3 separate regions of the Homo sapiens genome follow, and regions 2 and 3 are each linked to region 1. A link is a contact called in ENCODE Hi-C or POLR2A ChIA-PET data. All regions are on one chromosome and are shown on one strand. The core of a region is the stretch at or near the end of the contact, and the rest is flanking DNA. Distances in the headings are between cores, read along the strand shown.

Region 1 (4,234 bases), core at 819-3,318:
AGCAAATAATCCATCTCATCTTAGTACCAAACAGTAAGTACACACATCTCCCACCAGTCTCCCACTCACCCTAGCCTCTCAGCCTAGGCTAGCCTCCATGCTTTTCCCAGTCTACTCCTGAATCGCTCCTAAGCTTTTGTCTCCGGGTCTTTGCTCTTGCTGCTCCCTAGCCTAGAGCACTTTTACCCCAGTATAGCTAAAGAAACAGCACCTTCACCTCTGTTGGGTTTTTCCTCCAGTGTTAGCTTCTCCATGAGGCCTTCTCAGGGCACTTAAAATTAACCCCTCCCCAAACCCCTATTATTCTATCTCCCTGACTCATTTTTTTCTTTCACATCGCTTACCACTACATCAAGTATTTTACCTATTTATCTGTCTAGAAATGAATTCCATACAGACAGGAATTGTTTGGTCTGTTTTGCTCCCAGTACTTAACAGTGTAGTAAGTGCTCAACAGGGTATCTGTCAAATAAATGAATGTATGAATGAATAAACAAATGAATGGAAGCACATGGTTCCTTCTCCCTCCCAAACCTCAAGAGTCTCAAATGCTGTCAGGTACCAAAAAGTCATGAAGCCCTCTCCTTTCTGGTGAAGCACTACCATCACCAGTGTATTCCTTGATGTTAAATTTCGAAAGAAACATCATGTGACATTTTTCCAGTTACGTGCCACTTTTAAATACTTTTCTAGTGTCCTCTTCTGTTGTCAACATCTGATGTAAAAGCCAAGTACATATTCCAGTTTGAGCACATCAGAAACTGCTACACCAACTAGTAAAACACGTAAAACCATCAATGAATAAGAGAAAGTATTTGTGTTCTAGGCAAAATGGACAAAATAAGGCCAAAGCTACAAATATTAGAAGGAGCAAAATTAATGTACAGAAAGAATGACAGAATTTTTTTTTCTAATCTAGGAAGTCATTTGATTCTAAAAAGGACATACTATATAAAGAAAGAATACCTTCCCCAGGCACAACATTGGGAATCAAAACTGCCTTAATTCAATGTATGTAGCTCTAGAAAGGAAGCTGTTCACAGCTTCTAGCCCCATACTCAATTTCTTGCAAGTTAAACTGGAATACTTACCTTTCTTACAGAGAGACTACGTGTGTTTAAGTGCTTTGACTTGCAGGAAAACGAAAACAACAAAATAAAAAACACAGTACTAAATAATTAACTGCAAAACAACGTTATTGCTTCCCAAACACGGTCATACGCTCCGCTTCTTTCATGCCCCCATTCCCTGTTCGCTTGATTTATGTTTCAGTCGCAAAACAAGTATTCAGAGTGCTTTTGGAAACTGACACTTAAGGATAATGCCCATTTCAACCTGATGTGAACATTTGGGTCCCCAAGGCTGCCATGGGCTCTAGTTTCCCAGCCTCGGTCCCAAGGTTCCGATCATGGTGGCTGCACCTCGCCTCAGGCCTGGTCCAGACCCAGTACTCTCGCCACGGAAGGAGTCTCCTCCGTCCAGATGCTCTGTGGGGAAGGCAGGAGCGCACCTCCCAGGGACCAGGTGTGGACAGGAGAGCCGGCAGGAGCAGCTGTCTGGCCGCAGCAGCTGTTACCGGGCCACCCCGAGACTGGGCGGGTGTCTGGCGCGGAGAAGCAAGCAGAGGAAGGCGAGCCCTCCAGCTCCGAGCAAGCCGGCCTGACACTGCCCACCCCACAACCCTCCTGCCTTGTTCGGCTCCCCTCGCAATGCCAAGAGGCCCTGGCCTAGGGGCTTCTCGGCTCCTCGCGGCCGTGACGCGCCAGGGCCCTCAGCGCCCCTCGCCCAGGAGGAGGCTCCCTCCGGCCCTGCACCTGACCTGTCCCGTCGCCTGACGGCCCAAGCCGGCCGGAGCGGCCTGTGGGTGTCCATGCGGCCGGGCCAGCTCGGGCAGGAGGAGCAGGGGCGCGAACGCGGACCGGAGACACAGGCGGCCCGGGACGCGGCGGCGGGGCCGGGGCGCGGAGCAGAGCCGGGCAGGGGAGCGACACGGAACGGCTGGTTACCTGCGGTCCGGGACAGGGAGTCTCAGAACCCCAGTCAGTCCTCAGCCTCAACAACACAAGATGGCCGACACGTCGCCACGCACGTCACGTGACCGCGCTCCCGCTCCGCCACGCCCCCTGCTCCGCCCCCGCCCCTTCCCGCTTCCCTCCCCACTCTCCAGTCTCCCACGACATCCTTCCTTTCCGCCACCACCCGCCCCTCTGCCCAGACACGCCCCTGCCCGAGACCCGGATGAAAGGTTGGAAGAGGGCGGGGCCGTGGCAGTGCGCAGGCTCCCGCTGACCCCTTGGCAGCAGCCGGGTACCTGCCCTTGAGTTGAGTGGTGTTGGTGTCCAGGGTTGGGCCCGGACCAGGCACCGTGTGACTCACTGTCCTGTACGCCCAGAGCTCTTTTGCAGTTCAAAAGCCTCTGCATCACTTGCGGGCTGGTTTTCCAAATTAGAACTTTTCCACAGCTTTTAGTCCGGCATTTTTCTTCGCAGTTGCCATCCTAGAGCGAATGGGAAAGCCGCAAAAGCTGAAATTCAAAGCAGTTTCTCTACTTGTTAACAGTTCTGGTAGAACTGGGAATTCATTTCAGAGTGTTGTACTGGGACAGCTGGAAAGGACTTGAGAGCTCTGATTCCTTCCTAGGACATCTGGGGCTATAACCCTTTTACCTAGAGATGAACTATTTTGGAATTGACAGATAAAATACAAGACACCCAGCAATATTTGGGGCACACACTGAAAAATTGTTCGTTGTTTTTCTGAAATTCAAATTTAATTGGGCGTCCTGTGTTTGCTAAATCTAGCAACTCTATCCTTAGGCATCCCATTCTTGCCTGTGTCTCCAACTTCTTCCTTCCTACAGGATCCTTCCTGTCAGCTTTAAAGATTACTTGTGTCTCCCATCTTAAAATGGAATGTTAAAAACTCCAATTCTCATGCCGGGCGCAGTGGCTCACACCTGTAATCTCAGCACTTTGGGAGGCGGAGGTGGGCGGATCACGAGGTCAGGAGATCGAGACCAGACCATCCTGGCTAACACGGTGAAATCCCGTCTCTACTAAAAATACAAAAAAAAATGTAGCCGGGCGTGGTGGCACGCACCTGCAGTCGCAGCTAGTCGGGAGGCTGAGGCAGGAGAATCGCTTGAACTGGGGAGGCAGACGTTGCAGTGAGCCGATATCGCGCCACTGCACTCCAGCCTGGCGACAGAGCAAGACTCCGTCTAAAACAAAAACAAAAACCTCCAATTCTCGGCCGGGCAGTGGCTCACGCCTGTAATCCCAGCACTTTGGGAGGCCGAGGCGGCGGATCACCTGAGGTTGGGAGTTTGAGACCAGCCTGACCAACATGGAGAAACCCCGTCTCTACTAAAAATACAAAATTAGCCGAGCGTGGTGGCGCATGCCTGTAATCCCAGCTACTTGGGTAGCTGAGGCAGGAGAATCGCTTGAACCCGGGATGCTGAGATTGCGGTGAGCCAAGATCGCGCCACTGCACGCCAGCCTGGGCAACAAGAGTGAAAATCCGTCTCGAAAAAAACAAATAAACAAACAAACAATCAAAAACACCAATTCTCCCTCCTGCGACCCTGTTCCCTTTCAAAGCCAAGCTGCACCAAAGAATTGTTTATATGCACTTTCTCCATTTCCACACCTGGCATGCAATCATCAACCACACCGATGTGGCTTCTGTCCTTTCCTATCTGCCTATTGCTTGCCCTAAGAACACCCCATCCTACAGGTTGATAACTGGAGTCTTTCAGTCCTCATCTTGACTTCGTGTTTCCCTGTCTTCAATATGATTGGCCTCTTCCTACTTTCTGAAACACTTTATTTATTTATTTATTTATTTTTGAGACAGTTTCGCTCTTGTTGCCCAGGCTGGAGTGCAATGGCGTGATCTCCGCTCACCGCAACCTCCGCCTCCCAGGTTCAAGCGATTCTCCTGCCTCACCCTCCCAAGTAACTGAGATTACAGGCATATGCCACCACGCCCGGCTAATTTTGTATTTTTAGTAGAGACGGGGTTTCTCCATATTGATCAGGCTGGTCTTGAACTCCCGACCTCAGGTGATCCGCCCACCTCGGCCTCCCAAAGTGCTGGGATTACAGACATGAGCCACCGCTCCCGGCCTTCTGAAACACTTTCTTCCCTTGACTTTTATACCCTTACCGCTCAAAGTGGTACAGTAGCATCAACATCACGTGGAGACTTGTTAGAAATACAGAAACTCAAA
Region 2 (4,234 bases), core at 1,123-3,622, 920 kb after region 1:
AAGAACTCCATATCCAGACTGTAAAGAACTACAAATCAATAAGAAGACAGCCCAATTTTTAAAAGTTGGGAAAAGAACAGGCACTTCACGAAAGAGGACGTTCAACTAGCCAACAAGCACATTGAAAGGTGCTCAACATCAGGAAAAATGCAAATAAATACCTTAATGAGATACCACATTCAGCCAGAACGGCTACAATTAAGAAGACTGACAACAAAACTCTTGTGTTGACAAGGATAAGAGGCACCTAGAACTCTCTCATATTGCTGGCAAAGGCGTAAATTGGTACAATCATTTTGAAAAACTGGCAATGTCTACTATCACTGATCATGTGCATACCCTCCCTACACACTAGCAATTCCTCTCCTAGAAATGTGTGCAAGTGTCTACAAAAAGAAACATGTAAGAATGCTCACTACGGCTTTGCTAATAATAGTCCAAAAAATAACAACCCAAATGCCCGCCAACAGTGGAAAAGATAAATTGTGGTATAAACATACAACAGAATACTATTCAGCAATTAAAAGGCTACACACAACATGGATGAATTTCACAAAAATACTGATAAAGTAAAAAAGCCAGACACATACTGTACATACTGTATTATTATATTTAACTGGAATTCAAGAACAGAGAAAACTGATCTATGGTGATACAGTCAGAAGAGTGATTATCTCAATATGTAAGGATGTAATACTGATTGGGAGGGAGCACTAAGTGTGCTAGAAATGTTCTATATCTTGATTTGGGTAGTGGCGACAGGGGTGTATACCTATGTGAAAATTGTTCCCATACTGTATGTTACACCTCATTAACAAAAAAAAAACTTTTTTAACATGGAAAAAAAATTCAAGTTCAAATGCCACCTTGTCCATTAAAGTTTTGCCAGCTGCAATGAACCTTTTCATCAGGGCCTCCTTAGCATTCTGATGTCATTTCTTTATGCCATTTTATCACACTCCATCTTGAATCTCAGTGGAGTCTCCTTATTTCCCTAAATATATGTTCATCTTCCTGGTGGCAGTGACCATGTCCTTCACCTTTTACCCACTCAGTGCCTGACAAATAACAGGCTGAAAAGATATTTGTTGAATTACATGGAAGAAAAAATTGGGTGAGTTCCCAGATGGGTGAAAGTGGGGACAGGCAGAGGAAGGAAGGCCAAGAGAAGGACAGAGGAGGTTTCCAAGGAAACCGTGGCTCACACTGTAATTTTACCTACTTCCTGAAATCACATTAAATGTCACCTTGAGTGGCAAAAAACAAAACACCAAATCCTACCTAGGCTGAAAATAAATAAATATCACACTCCCTCACTCGCAAGAAATCCACCAAATAAATGCTACCTAATTCTGGGTGTTTCAACAGTGGATAGGAAAACCGTTCAAGGAGAATAATTCACATTGCCATGCTGCTAAAAATATCACCTCCTTAGTGTGGTGCAAAGAGTCCAGACTGCAAGTCAGCCGACTTAGGGCTGAATTCTAACTCTGCCCGAACTTGCTGTGATCTGTGGCCAATCCCTTCGCCTCTCTGGGCCTCAATTTCCTCATACGTAACAACAGGGGATAGATTAGCAAAGTCCCTTTATGTTTTGATATTCTGAGTATACAATCCATAGCTCTCCCGGTGCAAACCAGGAATACAGCAAAAAACCCTGAAATACATGTAAAAGGCGCCTCAGACCAACAAACAAGCACGATTTGAAGAAGTCATTTTGTTCTCTTTCACGGTTTAATCAGTGTTTTTGTTTGTTGTTTGCAGCCTTACCATGATTTGCAGATGTCTGAGTTCCATGTAAACAGAAGTTAACTCTCTGCGGGCTGTCATCTTCTTTTGAGGGTGAGAAGGGTCTTCCCGTTGGGTTTCAAGTCTCGGGATTCCGAAACGACCAACTCAGCGGGCGGGTTTGTGAATTTGCGCACACTGCGCGGCACACTGGAGTCTAAGTTACAGAGGAACCGAGTGCAGGGGATGCTGGGATTTGTAGTCCCCGGGCCTCTTTGTGGTGCGCTGGGATCTGTGGTCCCCCGAGTGCGCCGCTGGAATGCTGGGAAATGTAGTCTCTGTCGCGTCGCACAGTGCAACTCAGCTGCCGTCTCAGACGGCTAGTGTGCTCAGTGGCTGGAGCAGGTCCCTAAAGCCTCTGCAGATCCGAAGCCAACCCTCCGCTGGGACAAACTCTAGGCAACAACACCAGATGAATATTGTGTCCTATGGGACTTCCCGGGGAGGGCCCTTCCCATTGACGTTAACAGTCCCCCTGCGAAGCCGCTGCGCGCTCCTACTGGCTGGTTGAGATGCCAATCGCCAAGGCTGGCTTTCCATTGGTTCCAGGAGGGCACTGCGAGGCTAGGGGGAAGGAGAAGGGATCAGAAGCGGGAGCTGAGGGGAGAGAGAGGCCGGTCCTGGTCTGGCCGCTGCGGCTGCTAGCCCGAGGTCTCCAAGCCGGGCTGCGGCTCCATCCTCGGCTCCTGGGCACCGTCTGCGAGGCTCCGCCGACCAGAGTGAGAAAGCCGCGGGCGGCGACCGCCGCATCATGTCAGCCAAGGACGAGCGGGCCAGGGAGATCCTGAGGGGCTTCAAACTGTATCCGTCCGGGAGCGGGGCGGGGCCGGGAGGACTTGGGAGGCGGCCGCTCACTGAGGAGACTGGCCGGGGGCGGGGGCCGCGCCAGGTGGGCCCCACAGAAGAAGGGCCGCGGGAGGGGAGAGGAAAGGAACAGCGTGCCGAGCACCCGGCGGGACCCGGCGCGAGAGGCGCCCCAAGGGGCGTCCTGAGGGAGGAAGGGGACGTTGACGGGAGCGCCGGGGGGTGGCGGGTGGAGACGGGGGAGCCTGGGGGACGGGGCTGCGAGAGGTGCCGGGCGTCGGAAACGCTGTCGGAGAAGCCGGCTGGGTTCCGATCCCCGGCCGGGACCCAGAGGCCGGGATGGGGCTGCGGCCCGCGGAGAAGGGCTGAGGGGGCGCGGTGGGCTGATCTCGAAGCCTAGAAGCCTCTTTGGCTATAAGCCTACCCGGGGAGCGGGGAACAGTGACTTGGAGCGGGCGACCTTGTGTGGGACAAATACCAGTGCTTTTAAAACTCTCTCAGGTCCCCCACCGCACCGCACCGCACCCCACCCCCGTCTGGTTTCCACAACTTCTCTTCCAAACTTGTGGCTTCTTCCAGGACTGGAGTAGTTGGGGGAGGTGGGGAAAGAGAAGTCCAAGATCGACCTCGTCTTAACACTCTTGGCCTTCTCAGGCATTGGTCACTGCTTCCCCCTCAGCGCCTCAGTTTTCTTTCCAGCAAGATGAGGACCATAGGCTTAGGTGTGGGGTGCCTCGCGCTGGGACTCCTAGCCGAGGTGTCTTTGCTCGCTCCTGTCGGTGCGGTTATGCCTAGCTGTGGTGGAGCTGTCCAGCAATGGTGTGATGTCGCTGGGGCCACGGTAGGATAGAGTGGGGTAGAGAAATCATTGCCTCGGGCCTGTTGTGGTGCCCCTTTTGCATCCTCTCCGTAAGGAAGCTTTGTGTTTTCGTGGAGTGTGTTAGTCTGTCACCATATGATGCAGATGAAAAAATGCAAACTTGGATATTCAAATTTTCCATTCTCCTGCCAACTTTAATCTCTTCATGCATCCTATCTGTAATCTATAGTACGAACGTTCTTAAATTGCTCCCTCAGTGAAAAGGTAGTCACCACTTCAGGGCTCCTCCCTTGGAGGTTTAGTAAAGCACTGTTTTCTTGGTATTCTGTTGCGTTTTCACAATGTCCATGTCACGCTTGCAAATTTAATTGCTTTGCTATAATCAGAAACCAAGTTGGTAATACATTTTAGACCACAGTGCAAAAAGGAAGTTTTGGATGTACAAGTGAGATTTTTCGAATGGAAATTGATCTATGCTTTTTAAAAAAACTAAAGGCTGTATCACCTTTGCATACTACCATCTGTGATAAACTTTCAGTACTTTCATGTTTTGGTTTAGTAGCAGCCTCTTTTATAGCTCCATGTGCCTTTCTGTGTTTCTCTCCATAATGGATCAAATAGGTATATAGGGATGACTGAAGTGCTGGAAAAGCTATGACATGGATTTTATTTTTCCCTCAAATAATTTATACTATTAACATCTAACAATGTAATAATATTGCTACTTAACATGCTTTGTAGACAGTAAACCGGAAACTGGAGAATTGAGAGATTTCAGAAGCAACGTTTTCATCTGATTGGAAATACCGTATTGCTGAAAAG
Region 3 (4,234 bases), core at 895-3,394, 570 kb before region 1:
ATATGATCTGTTGAGTCTATAACCACATAACCAGTGCCAAAGTAGGGCATTCCATCAACAGTCAGCATCACTGTTGAAGGGCTGCAGTACTCACCAAGCACAGTTCCCATGACACAAGGGCTGAGGGGTACCTAGGGTAGTTAGGGGCAGCAGCTATGGAATATAAAACAACAGTGTAGGGAGAATTCAGGGAAAGAAGGGATGGCTAAATGGGCCATGAAATCAACAGCCAACTTAACCCAGTTTCAAATATTACTTTAAAAAATAGAAAAGCAAAATTTAAACACTATGCATTTTTGACTCTGCGCATTTTATGCTTAAATACATAGTGTCTCTGACATTAGGAGAGCCCATCACACTTCAAATGACATAATCAAGTCATAGGACATGCTCCCTTTGTTGCTGTTTATCCCAGCGGATGCAAAGTACCTCTGGAATCCCCCTTCCTCATTTTTCTGGGCCACGTCTTTCCTACTTGGAGGAGGGCAAGTAATTATTTTGGTCTTAATGACCTCCTACTGAGATGCAACCTTCATGGAGAAGATAATTAAATGTAATAACCCAAGATTTCATCACCTACTGTTTGGATTCATAAGAACTTGACAGAAAGATTTTTCCTTTTCAATAAATAATTATCTGGATTAGGTAAATATATACTTAAGAACCTGTTACTAAGCAAGTTAAACCTGGTCAAAGTAAATTTATTTTCCTTAGCTATTTATTCCAGGACTATGTGTAATTATTGCACCACATTCTTGGCCAGGATGTAGAAGGGAATAAAAGGCAGGTCGAAAGAAAAAGGACAAGGCTGTGCTTTATTTTCTTGATTGGCTTTCCCAGGGATCTAGGTTTGCGAGAGTCACCTGTGCCCATACAAGGAAGAGAGGAGAACTGCAAAGACAGGAACTGCAAATATGAGCTGAGCCTTTGACAATGTCCTGTTGAAAATAGAATTTTATGGTTTTAAGTACTTGCAACTGTGCTTAGGCCCGGGACCACAAGAAAACACTAGCATTTGCTAAGTTATCAAAACCTTTCAAAGATGTATGTCCTCTGACCCAGAAACTCCTTAGGGAAGCATAGAGATTAAGGAGAGGCCTTAGGCCGGGCTCGGTGGCTCATGCCTGTAATTTCAGCACTTTGGGAGGCCAAGGCGGGCAGATCACCTGAAGTCAGGAGTTCGAGACCAGCCTGACCAACATGGAGAAACCCCATCTCTACTAAAAATACAAAATTAGCTGGGCGTGGTGGCGCATGCCTGTAATCCCAGCTACTTGGGAGGCTGAGGCAGGAGAGTCGCTTAAACCTGGGAGGCGGAGGTTGCAGTGAGCTGAGATTGCACCATTGCACTCCAGCCTGGGCCACAAGAGTGAAACTCCATCTCAAAATAAAATAAAATACAAAATAAAATAACAGGCTTTTACAGCCCTGTGTTTGCATCCTACCTCGGCCCCTTCCTGTATGATCTTGGGCAGGATGCTCAACCTGTCTAAATTATCCCAGTCAACCCGGTTATGCAAATGACACTTTTATAAGCTGTTATTCTGAAGAAACCAAATCTCATTTCCAGGTCAACTATTTATTTACTTTGTGGCTTGGGAAAATACAACTGAGATTAATCTTCCACATCTGAGAGTGCAGACACACACGTACCCTACATATCTAAAGCAAAGGCATGATATGGGAACCTTTGTTTCTTTGTAAATTAAGACGTTAGTTGGTGAATGACTCCTAGTTGAATTTAAACCCCTCCACTTACAGGGAAGCAACCAACATTTTAAAAAATAGTGGATCAAAACTCTAAAACTATATTCCAAAACACATTTCAATAGAAAAGAAACATCCTAGAGCGAAGGAAACTCTTTTCTACCACTATGAAAGCTTCAAATCTCAGAGAAGATACCCCACCTTAACTTGTAGGCAGATTAGGAAAAGCTCCAGAACTAGTTTGATTCCTTTTGTTCCAAGAGATCTTAGTTTTCGCTTAAGTTTCCACTTTAAGTTACAAACCAAAGGGAGCAAGGAGGGAAAAAACAAACAAAACAACAACAACAAAAACCCCACCGCATTACATGGCAGGCACAATTAAGAGGCAGAAAACTGATCGTTCAAAGTGTCAACAGGAAACAGTGAGGCAGTAACGGGTACTGAGTGCAGGAAGTTAGAATTCACATTCACAGCTGATGAACACAAACTTTTTGGAAGGTTATTTGGTGATGTTCCAAAAGCTTTGACCCATCAAATTTTATTTTCAATAATCTATCTCAAGTAAGTAATCAGAAATAGGGTCAAAGGCCGTATCAGTACATGATTTGTGAGAAATTAGAAGCCAGCAAAATACAATTAAAATGATATATGGATGTTAGTTCTGAGTGGTGGAAGAACTGTATGTTTTCATTTTCTTCCTTTAACATTTTTCTTTCTAAAATCTGTAAGATGATTTTACAGAAATAAAAACATTAGAAGCTATGATCACACCACTGCACTCCAGCCTGGGCAACAGAGCAAGACCCTGTCTCAAAAAAAACCAAACAAAAAAAAAAATAAAAACAAAACTTTTAAGAGAGCCAAATTTTCAGAAACACAGTTTTGATTCATTTATCTTTACTTACTGTTCGACTGGTAGAGGTTCCTTTGCTGCTTCTGCAAGCTCTTTCTGCAGCCGGGCTTGCCGCCTCCTGTTGGGAAAAAAAAAAAAAAAGCCCACCATTTATGTCTGCTTAAGAAAGCACGGGGTTTGGGCTCTCTAGAAGCCACCAGTTCTAATAACACATTCAGTGCATGTAAAATAACAACTACCCTGAGCAAAATACTCAAAAGTCACAAGCCCAAACTCATAACATCAGTAAGGCTCCCCTTTTAAAGGGTTTCAGAGTAAAGCCTAGAAGAGAGATAGGCCACATTATTAGAGAAAGCAGTGAACTGGCAAAGGAGGAGGCCTGCCTTCTGGGACCAAGGGTATCTTAGGATAGACACATGCCTCAGGCTCACTGAGGGTTAGTCATGGTTGTGACTTAAGTTTTCTGCAGCAAATAGTCTTACACGGGTTGAGCATCCATTACTCGAAATGTTTGGGACTACCAGTGTTTCAGATTTCGAATTTTCTCAGATTTTGAAGTTTTGCATAAACATGATATAAATCTTGAGGACAGGATCCAGGTCTAAATATGAAATTCAGTTGAAATTAATGGTAAATCGGAAATCTGAAGTGCTCCAATGAGTACTTCCTTTGAGTGTCATGTTGGCACTCAAGAAGTTTCAGATTCTGGAGCATTGTGGAGTTTGGGATATGGGATGCTCAACCTGCATTAACACACCCACAGCCTGATTACTAACAGTGAAGATTTACTTAGGACTTCCCCTTACCTGACATTGTTAATTACTTTACAGACTTTAACTCATTTAAGCCTTATAACAACCTTTTGAGGTAAATATCATTATTGCCATTTATAAATGAGGAAACTGAGGTATAGTGAGATTCTTGAAATGTCAAAGTTTACATAACATTAGTAACTTTAATTTACTAAAGCTTGACATAGAAGTCTTGGCTGTGACAAATTTTTAACATGGTCAAAGTCTCATCCACTAACTCCCCTTCTCAGAATCATTTTTGTCTCTCATTCAAGTCCTAAATTCAGAAACTCCCTAACTCCTAACCCTGACCTTACTCTCTCTTCTTTGATAAATTTCACTTCTAACTATGGCTATGCCTGCTAGGTGGAGGACCCCTAATGTAGAACTCTAGCAATGCTACTGAGCTGCAATCAAGAATTCTGCTGAAATTTCTCGTAAGTTTTTACCACGGTGGTAATTCTCAAAATGAAGGAAAGTCCTCTAGGCAGTATAGCAGAATCTTGGGAAGGGATGTGGGTATAGCTTAAAAAGTGCATTACACTCTTGATTTTATACCTGGAAGATGAAAAATAAGTTTTACAGGGCAAATTACCAAAAATACAATTTATCCAAATTGTCTTAGCTGGTAGAGACAACTGTGAACTAACTCTCTTTGAGGAAAAACCAGAATCTCGGTATAAGGTGTGTGAGTACCACTACTCTATGATTAAAGCACTTGTTGACTGTCTGAAATCTACTTTCTATAACTTCAGGTCCCAGTTCTGCAAGGTGGAGATAAAAACTTGACTTAGGGTCACAGGGAGAGGAAAACACCACCTGTTATCAGGGATTCATCACTATAGCTGAAAGGAAAGGTCTTTAATAGCTCAAACAGAGTCTC

The links. A loop is a pair of places that touch in the nucleus more often than their neighbours do. ChIA-PET counts read pairs that join two places held with the same protein, here RNA polymerase II (POLR2A). Pooled maps may share reads with other maps.
Region 2: a loop to region 1 is called in a map of gastrocnemius medialis, with 8 times the contacts of the local background. The contact joins the promoter of PDE6D here to the promoter of GIGYF2 in region 1. A Hi-C loop is called at or near these places in 2 of 168 maps with a recorded cell type or tissue (CD4-positive, alpha-beta memory T cell and gastrocnemius medialis) and 16 of 50 pooled maps. POLR2A ChIA-PET finds 5 or more read pairs at or near these places in 2 of 52 experiments (A673 and activated naive CD4-positive, alpha-beta T cell).
Region 3: a map of CD8-positive, alpha-beta T cell shows a loop between it and region 1 (4-fold over the local background). The contact joins the enhancer-like site here to the promoter of GIGYF2 in region 1. A Hi-C loop is called at or near these places in 3 of 168 maps with a recorded cell type or tissue (CD8-positive, alpha-beta T cell and naive thymus-derived CD4-positive, alpha-beta T cell) and 10 of 50 pooled maps.

The regions. Positions count from the first base shown.
Region 1 is chr2:232,695,165-232,699,398 of GRCh38, reverse strand. It overlaps GIGYF2 (GRB10 interacting GYF protein 2), which reads right to left and starts at 2,068. Exons shown (of 29, transcript NM_001103146.3): 1 at 2,007-2,068. RefSeq lists enhancers at 870-1,564, 1,565-2,261 and silencers at 1,766-2,095, 2,126-2,215.
Region 2 is chr2:231,779,420-231,783,653 of GRCh38, reverse strand. PDE6D (phosphodiesterase 6D) reads left to right here and starts at 2,372. Exons shown (of 5, transcript NM_002601.4): 1 at 2,372-2,589. The coding sequence starts at 2,540. It also overlaps a transcript of COPS7B not described here. RefSeq lists enhancers at 2,346-2,575, 3,126-3,205 and silencers at 2,786-2,835, 2,959-3,182.
Region 3 is chr2:233,268,446-233,272,679 of GRCh38, reverse strand. ATG16L1 (autophagy related 16 like 1) reads right to left here. Exons shown (of 18, transcript NM_030803.7): 6 at 2,613-2,678. Among named protein-coding and RNA genes, the nearest start is that of ATG16L1, 19 kb to the right of the region's middle. Within about 2 kb of position 2,144, at least 6 of the 41 ENCODE cell types and tissues checked have a DNase peak (open chromatin) inside an H3K27ac peak, as active enhancers do; they include CD8-positive, alpha-beta T cell, where a contact is called at or near this core.